Linked DNA regions of Homo sapiens: region 2 is linked to region 1. A link is a loop called in an ENCODE intact Hi-C map of the cell type or tissue named here. Cell type or tissue: HepG2. All regions are shown on one strand. Region 1 holds the start of LOC124902349 (small nucleolar RNA U13). Region 2 overlaps FUBP3 (far upstream element binding protein 3).

Region 1 (4,000 bases):
CAGGAGTTCGAGTCCAGCCTGGGCAATGTAGTGAAACCCCATCTCTACAAAAAATACAAAAATTAGGCAGGTGTGGTGGCATGTGCCTGTAGTCCCAGCTACTTGGGGGTGGTGGCACTGAGCTGGGATGGGAGGATCCCTTGAGCCCAAGAGGTGGAGGCTGTGGTGAGCTGAGATTGCATCACTGCACTCCAGCCTAGGTGACAGAATGAGACCCTGTCTGAAAAAAAAAAAAAAAAAAAAAGGATACAGCTCTGATGGGCAGGAGGCATGGCGGGTCACTGAGGCGATGCAGGTGATCCAGCTGTTTCTGTGGAGCTGCCCCTCCGTGTTTCTGTGGAGCTGCCTCTCTTGGCTCCAGGTGCCTCTGGGAGGAGGCAGGAGCAGGGGTGACTCTCAGAGCTGGGTGAATCTTGGGCCAGCATCATCAGATCACACTTGCCCAGGACTTCCCTTCCTTGAGTCTCCAGTGGTGGTCTTGTACCTATGAGCAGGGGGTTAAGGAGCCGAGCTGATCTGAGTTGGAGTCCTGGCTCTGCTGCCTACCAGTCAAACGAGATGCAGGGCAAGTTCCTCAGCCCAAGCCTCAGTTTTCCTGACTCTAAAATGAAGAGAACCCCAGATGGAAGGGCTTAGCCTAAGACGGACATGTCTATTCCCTTGATTGTGGTGTTGATGTCACGGGCGCATCCGCACGCCGAAACTTGCTAAATTGGACACAAAAAAATATGCGATTATTTTTGTAGTTGATGAATGTGCTGATTGGGTATTCTCGTGTGTGTGTGAGGTGCCACCCTCAAACTTTGTTATGATGTTGGCACATTACCCATCTGATATTTAAAAAATGCAATTTATGATATGTCAAGTAGACCTCAATAGAGCTGTTTTAAAACATACAACAGAATTTCCCGCAACCCAACCACACCACCCGCGCCATCACACGCAAACAGGGGTAGGCTTCCACATATTTCCTGAATGCCTTCTGGAGCAGGGGGCAGGAGGCAGGAGGCAGGACAGGTGGCTCTGGGGCTCCTGGACCTCCTCTGCTCAGTGAGGCTGCTCACAGGAGATTGGGCGGCTGGAAAGTAAGGTTTAGGGCCTCTGGGATGGCCCAGGCTACCTGCAGGCAGCTGAGTAGCTCTGCTTTTGCAGAGTGGTTCACTGCACTGTGAAAACAGATTCCAGACGCCGGGAACTCACGCCTCCAATCCCAGGTACTGCCCACCTTAAGTCCTCCCTGCCTGCCTTCCTCCCTCCTTCCCTCCATCCTGCATGGCCAATTGCCTGGCTGCAGTTGCCATGGATACCACCTGCTGGCTCCAGGGTTAGGGCTGGCTGAGTCACCAGCAACTCAGGGGCAGGGGGTTGAATGCCCAGTAGGGACGTTGTGGGCACCGACCAGAACCATCTTCTCTGCCCCAGCTGCATGGTCCATGAGGTGTTTCCCCTTCTAAGTCCAAAGGGCAGCACAGGCCTGTGAGCCCCGGCTGACTGGCAGGTGGGACCGTGCAGCATGCACGGGACTGAATTCTCATGTGACGGAGCTCCAAAGTCCACCTGGCTACACGGCCAGGCTCTGCAGCAGAGGACGGGAGGCCTGGGAAAGGCACTTCCTCTCCCCGAGCTTCCAGGCACACAGAGAGTGCTCAGGATAGCGATGCCTGCATCACTGCAATGGTGATGGCCGGGTGACCCTTCTGGGCTCCACTTCCCCAGTAGTGTCTAATAAAGACCCTGGGTGACTCTGACCTTGTGACGTTGGTCAGACTCCAGTGGAAACGTTCCCAGGCAGAACAAACATGCCCTGTACATTTGGGAAATGCGGGATGCTGGGGCCAGGTGTCCACGGAGGCTGGAACCAGGAGGCCTGGGCCCACATCTGCCCCTGCTGCTTGTTGATCCGATGACCCTGGGCAGGTGACCTCGTCTCCCTAACCCTGGTTTCCTGTTCAGCAAATTGGACACAGTGAAGACGCCCAAGCCCAGGGCCACAGGAGGCATGTGGGGGAGGGGGGTGCAGGGCGAGCCCAAGGGCAGCCCAGGATTCAGGGAGAGCCCTCGGGGAAGAAGCATGGCTGCAAAGATCAGGAGACAGGAGGCCTTGGCGCCTTCGGGAGGCTTCATTGTGACGGAGGGTGGGGCAGGATGGGAGACCGCAGGCACTTCCCGGCTGCAGAGGGCCTGGCTGCAGAGAGCCCTCGTGCCCATCTGTCCCCCCGGGAAGGGCCGCTGGTTGCAGAGGTCTTAGGCCTCTGCCTGTCTATCGCCTTCCCTCCCTGGGCCTCAGTTTCTCTACCTCCACACTGGGGGAAGTTGGTCTCTGAGCCCCTCCAAACTGGGCATTGGCAGAGTTGAATTCAGAGGCGCTCACATTTGGAGACACGATGTCTAAAATTCCAGCCAGTGAAGGTTCCATGGGGTTGCAGGTAGGAGAGGGACTGGGGCTGGGCCCCTGCCCCACAGCATCCTTCTCCACCTGCAGGTGGGCGGCGGCACTGCGTGCTGGGGAAGCACAGATTCTTGTGCCCTCTGTGACCTTGAGCCTGCCACTGACCTCTCTGAGCCCTGCTGGCTGCCTCCCCAATAGGAATGACAACTCCTACTTCATGAGGTTGTAGTGGGGGCTCAGGGGCACAGGGAGATCCCGCTGAGGCTCCCAGGGCCCTGCCTGGTGCTTGGCAAGGAGCAGTTCTGATGGGGGATGTGTCAGCTGCCAGAGGCTCAGAGCCAAGGCCCCTCCCACATCTCCTGCCTGCGTGCATTCCTCACATCCTGGCCTTGGGCCAAACTGCTCAGCCTCAGCCGCCTTCCCTCGATGCTGGAGGATCAGGTCCAAGAGATGCCTCTCCCCGACCAGCCTAGGACTGCAGTCAGCATTCCCAGGCCCCAGTGTGGTCTGTGGGGCTGTGTGCAGAGTGTGCGAGGTCAGGGTTCCCGGGGGTGGCAGGCACTGAAGGTGAACATCCTGTTCCCGACCTTCAGTGGCAGCTTGCCCAGGAGACAAGGCTGTCCAAGGCCAAGGTCGGGGCTGGGCTGTCTGCAGGGGCTGGCGGGGGGCACTGGCTGTCTCAGGGTCACTCAGGTTGTTCCTCGACTCCCGCCAGACGCTATGTCCAGCAAAGGCTCCGTGGTTCTGGCCTACAGTGGCGGCCTGGACACCTCGTGCATCCTCGTGTGGCTGAAGGAACAAGGCTATGACGTCATTGCCTATCTGGTGAGGGAGCGACCTGGGTGTCTGTCTTCCTGCGTGTCCTGCAACCTGTCCTGTCTGCCCCCTGCCAGCCTCTGTCTGGGTTGTCAGCCTGTCTGCTCACCGTCACTCATTCAAGCCTGGCCTCTTCTCTCGAAGCCTGTCTTGAACTGGAACTAGGAAAATAGCTTCTCGTTGTACTGCCTCACTTTCTCCATCTGCAAATTGGCCATCCTTGAGATGCCTTCCAGAGCCAGGTGATGGAGGCGCGGGGAGGGCACAGAAGTGAACTTGGCAGTGCTGCTGGCTTAGCCTGCTTGCAGAGAGGCATGGGCTGGGACCTGCTGCCAGCCCTGGGAAGGCACACAGTCTTCCCATCTCCAGAGTATGCTGTCAGCCTGCAGTAATTCAGCAAAGATTGTGGAATCCTGAGCTGGAAGGACCCTGGGGGATCACCTGGTTCTGGGATGGGAAATAGGTCACAGGTGATGGGTTATGTGTGAAGCCACTTCCTCATCCAGGGCCCATAGGAGTCATCCCTCTCAAACTAGCTCCTCTTCGACTGAACCTGGCCACAGCTCTGAGTCCTTCTCTGTGTGGCTGTGCTGTTCAGGACTCTTAGGTGCAAATTTTAGAAACTGAACTCAAACCAACTTACGCAAAAAGGAAAGGGAAAAGACAATTCTTGGCTCACACAACTGAGAACTCCAGGGGTAGGATGGCTTCAGGCAGGGCTGGATCCAGGTGCTTCTAAGATCTATCTCCAACTCTACTTGGCTTCATTCTTGGCCTCTCCACAGGGCAGGCAAG
Region 2 (4,000 bases), 150 kb after region 1:
CTAGGCAGTGGAACAAGGGAAAGGATTTGTTCCTGATATAGAAAGGGATTTGGGTTAGTTGTGTTTCAGAGAGTGGCAGTTTTGAGCCACTTGTCAGAACGCTGTTCATGAGTCTGCTTAGAACCCAGAGCAGAATTTAGAGCTCAGTTTGAAAGCTTGCCTGAATGCCTGTCCGTGGGAAGAGCAGTCACCAGTCACTCCACCGCCCTCCAGCTTTGGATCAGGCCATTTTAACCTTCACTGTCTTCAATCTTGATACCCACATGTTCCAGCAGTCTTTGATATGCATCCTTGGCACCCCACCAGTTCAGGAATCTGCCTTCTGGTCTCAGTTGTGGCACCTTTTTCATCCAGTACTTCTCTCATGTTTCAACTGGAGCCTCTCCCTGCAGTCAGTCCAACCAGTTTCATTCCTCCAGTAACCAGGGAGGTGCAGATCTTGCAACCTGGCCATTGCCTGCCCTCCCGCTTGGCTCCTCCCGTGCACCTCCTGTGCTCCTCCTGTGTAGCAGCCTGGCTGCCTGTCTCCTCTCTCCCCTCACCCAGCTCTTAACCTGCCCAACTCCTGCTCAGCCAACTTCTTCCTAGAAACCTGTCCTCTTCCTTATCTTTTGACTTTCTTCGGGGCTCAGCCCACATGCCACCTAGCCTCTTGGTCTTCTCTCTACCTTTTCCTTCCTTCCTCCCTCCCTCCCTCCCTCCCTCCCTCTTTCCCCCTCTTTTCCCTTTTTCACACACCCACCTGACCAGTGAATATTAAGTCATATCCTTCTCTGAATTTCTAAAGCAGTGTATTTGCCCTCTGCTCAGGGCAGACCTTCCTTCCGCGGTTACTGGGTCCCGCTGTGCACCTCTCCTAGCAGAGCCTACGTGATGTGGCCATAAAGACTGGCTTCATTTCCCATGGACTCTTCATGCTCAAGTTCTCCCATGTTTTTCATGCTCAAGTTCTCCCGTGTTTCCTACGATTTGCATTTTTAAATTTTGGGAAAAGTAAGTTCCAAATTTAAGACAATAGTATTAGCTAAGTGATTTAGAAGTGCGAATTTAAATGTAATCTAAATTAGAGGTTGGCAAGCTTTTCTTTCTTTTTTTTAAAGACAGGGTCTCACTCTTGCTGAGGCTGGAGTGCAGTGGGGCAGTCATGGTTCACTGCAGCCTCTATCCCCCAGGCTCAGGTGATCCTCCCACCTCAGCCTCCTGGGTAGCTGGGACTGCACTGCACCTGGCAACAAGCTTTTTTATAAAGGACCTGATAGTAAGCATTTTAGGGGCCAGGCATGGTGGCTTATGCCTATAATCCCAGCACTTTGGGAGGCCGAGGTGGGAGGATTGCTTGCGTCCAGGAGTTTGAGACCAGCCTGGGCAATATAGCAAGACCCCATCTCTACAAAAAAATGAAAGAAGATTAGCTGGGTGTGGTGGTGCATGCCTGCAGCCCCAGCTACTCAGGAGGCTGAGGTGGGAGGATTGCCTGAGCCTGGGAGGTCAAGACCACAGTAAGCAGTGATCGCACCACTGCACTCCGCTTGGGTGACATAGTGATCTCAGAACAAACAAAAATAAATTTAAGCTTGCAGGCTATGTATCCCACCTACTAAGCTACGCTATTGGAGTTCAAAAACAGCTGTAGCATCTACATAAACAAAGAGCATGGCTGTGAGCCAATAAGATATTTCACCGAAACAGGCAGCTGGCCCTCAAGCTTAATTTGCCAGCCCTCAACTAAAATCAGCCTCATCAGTTGATGAAAACATTTTCTTCATCTTTAGTTAGGGAAGTATATAGAGAGTACCCCTCCCCCAGTTTCTTTAAACAAGTCTCCCGTCTCATGGTTCACTGTCCAACTGCCCTAACCACCTGAAACAAGTGCTTTCTCATGTTTGCCCAGAGCTGATGGACAGACAGAGAAGTCACTTCCCATTTGTCCCTCTGTATCTCTCCTGATCAAAGATCAAAGCCTTTCCAGTTTTCTTCCTCAGGAGCATTTTTAGGAGCTTTTTTAGTTGAACTAAGCAGGCCTCATACTCCCCCTGCATTCTGTGTAGTGGGTGGCACCAAAACCAGGACTTCAGGAGAGTACAGCACTGTCCTCACCACTGGGGTGGCGGGGGTAAGGCCATGCAAGGGGCTTTGAAACTATGCCTGCCTCTTCACTCAAAGACTCGTCTTTGCTATTTATGTAGCACCTTTTTTTTTGTCCTTTTTATTCTTTTTACTTCATGACCTGCTGAAGAACAGCACCTTTTATAGTACCACACTTTCTACTTTTGATAATACAGTTGTTCCCCATTTATTCATGACTTCGTTTTCCACGGTTTCAGTTACCCACGGTCAACCACTGCCGAAATTATTAAATGGAAATTTTAGAAATAATTCCTAATTTTTTTTTTTTTTTTTTGAGATGGAGTCTTGCTCTGTCACCCAGGCTGGAGTGTAGTGGTGCGATCTTGGCTCACTGCAACCTCTGCCTCCCAGGTTCAAGTGATTCTCCTGCCTCAGCCTCCCAATTAGCTGGGATTACAGGCGTGCGCCACCACAACTAGCTAATTTTTGTATTTTTAGTAGAGATGGGGTTTCACCATGTTGGCCAGGCTGGTCTTGAACTCCTGACCTCGTGATCCACCTGCCTCGGCCTCCCAGAGGGCTGGGATTACAGGCGTGAGCCACCGCACCCAGCCAATTCCTAATTTTTAAATTGTACACCATTCTGAGTAGCATGTGTATCCACACTGTATACACTACCCACTCACCAATGTATAGGAAAAAATGTAGCGTATACAGGGTTCGGTACTCTCCATGGCTTCAGCCACCTACCAGGGGTCTTGGAACATATCCCTCATGGATGAGGGGGAACTGCTGTATTCTTACGGGGTAAAGGACGAATTCTTGGGCGTTCTGTCAAATGAATTATTTGCAGGAAGAGTGAAATAGACTATTTCTGTGATCCTTTCCAAGCTTTGTTTCAGTACTTGTGGCATAGGGCAAGGACAGAAAAGGAAGACAGGAGGGAGGAAAAGACGTTTGAAAATCCCAGACCTCAAGGAGAGACAGGAGATAGGAGGTACAAGTGCTAGCGGTGGTGAGAGCCATGATGCCCGGACCCCTGCCTGTGACCTGCACCCCAGGCAGGTGCTGAGGCCACCAGTCTCCACTCTGGAAAGAGGGAAGTGAATCTCAGAAGTGTTGATACTTTCCCTGAATGGGGGATGATGACAGATATTGGAGGGATGAAAAGCCAAGACCAAAACCTAGTTCCTGAGAGTAGGAGGGGTTAGGAGGAAGGTTTGCCTTTTGTGAAGAGGGAAGAGGTAAAGTGAGGCTGGGATGTGGTTGGGCAGTCATCATCAAGGGCAGATGAAGGCTTTCCAGGGGCGGTGGACATGGGCAGGCTTCCCAGGTTCCTTTTTCAGCTCCTTACCTCCTGTCTGCCCTCTTCCCTAAAATGGGCCTTTCTGAGAGTCACGTCTGCCCCTGAAGGTTATGCCCTTCCTGCCACGCCCCTTCTCCCGTTCCCCACTTTTGGTGTACAGTGGGCGGTCACCTGGGGTGGAAAAATCCCCAAGCAGTGGGGCCAGGCAAGAATTCTGAATGGAGAATCCCAAGGTAACAAAGGGTAGAGCCTTGGTAAGAAACAGTGAAGGGAGGCTGGGCATGGTAGCTCACGCCTGTAATCCCAGCACTTTGGGAGGCTGAAGCGGGAGGATCACCTGAGGTCAAGAGTTCAAGACCAGCCTGGCCAACATGGTAAAACCCAGTCTCTACTAAAAATACAAAAATTAGCTGGATGTGGTGGCGTGCACCTGTAGTCCCAGCTCTTCGGGAGGCTGAGGTGGGAGAATGGCCTGAACCCGGGAGGCAGAGGTTGCAGTGAGCTGAAACCGTGTCACTGCACTCCAGCCTGGGCGACAGAGCAAGACTCTGTCTCCAAAAAAAAAAAAAAAAAAAAACAAATAGTGAAGGGGACAGGGTCTGATTTTATCCAGTTGACAACTCCTGG

The links. Peaks named below come from ENCODE experiments on the same cell type or tissue, not always from the same donor. Only the 100,000 strongest peaks of a DNase experiment are listed, where the experiment ranks them.
Region 2: a loop joins it to region 1, with 2.7 times the contacts of the local background. A loop is called at or near these places in 1 of 110 quality-filtered maps.

What each region holds. Positions count from the first base shown.
Region 1 is chr9:130,449,120-130,453,119 of GRCh38, forward strand. It overlaps ASS1 (argininosuccinate synthase 1), which reads left to right. Exons shown (of 15, transcript NM_054012.4): 2 at 3,105-3,214. The coding sequence starts at 3,110. It overlaps LOC124902349 (small nucleolar RNA U13), which reads left to right and starts at 737; the gene lies at 737-836. RefSeq lists an enhancer at 2,188-2,889 and a silencer at 2,603-2,897. In HepG2, a CTCF peak has its summit at 2,493; DNase peaks (open chromatin) are centred at 1,532 and 2,752.
Region 2 is chr9:130,599,419-130,603,418 of GRCh38, forward strand. All of the region lies in intron 2 of FUBP3 (far upstream element binding protein 3), which reads left to right. Among named protein-coding and RNA genes, the nearest start is that of FUBP3, 22 kb to the left of the region's middle. In HepG2, no CTCF peak of the experiment used is centred here; a DNase peak (open chromatin) is centred at 1,913.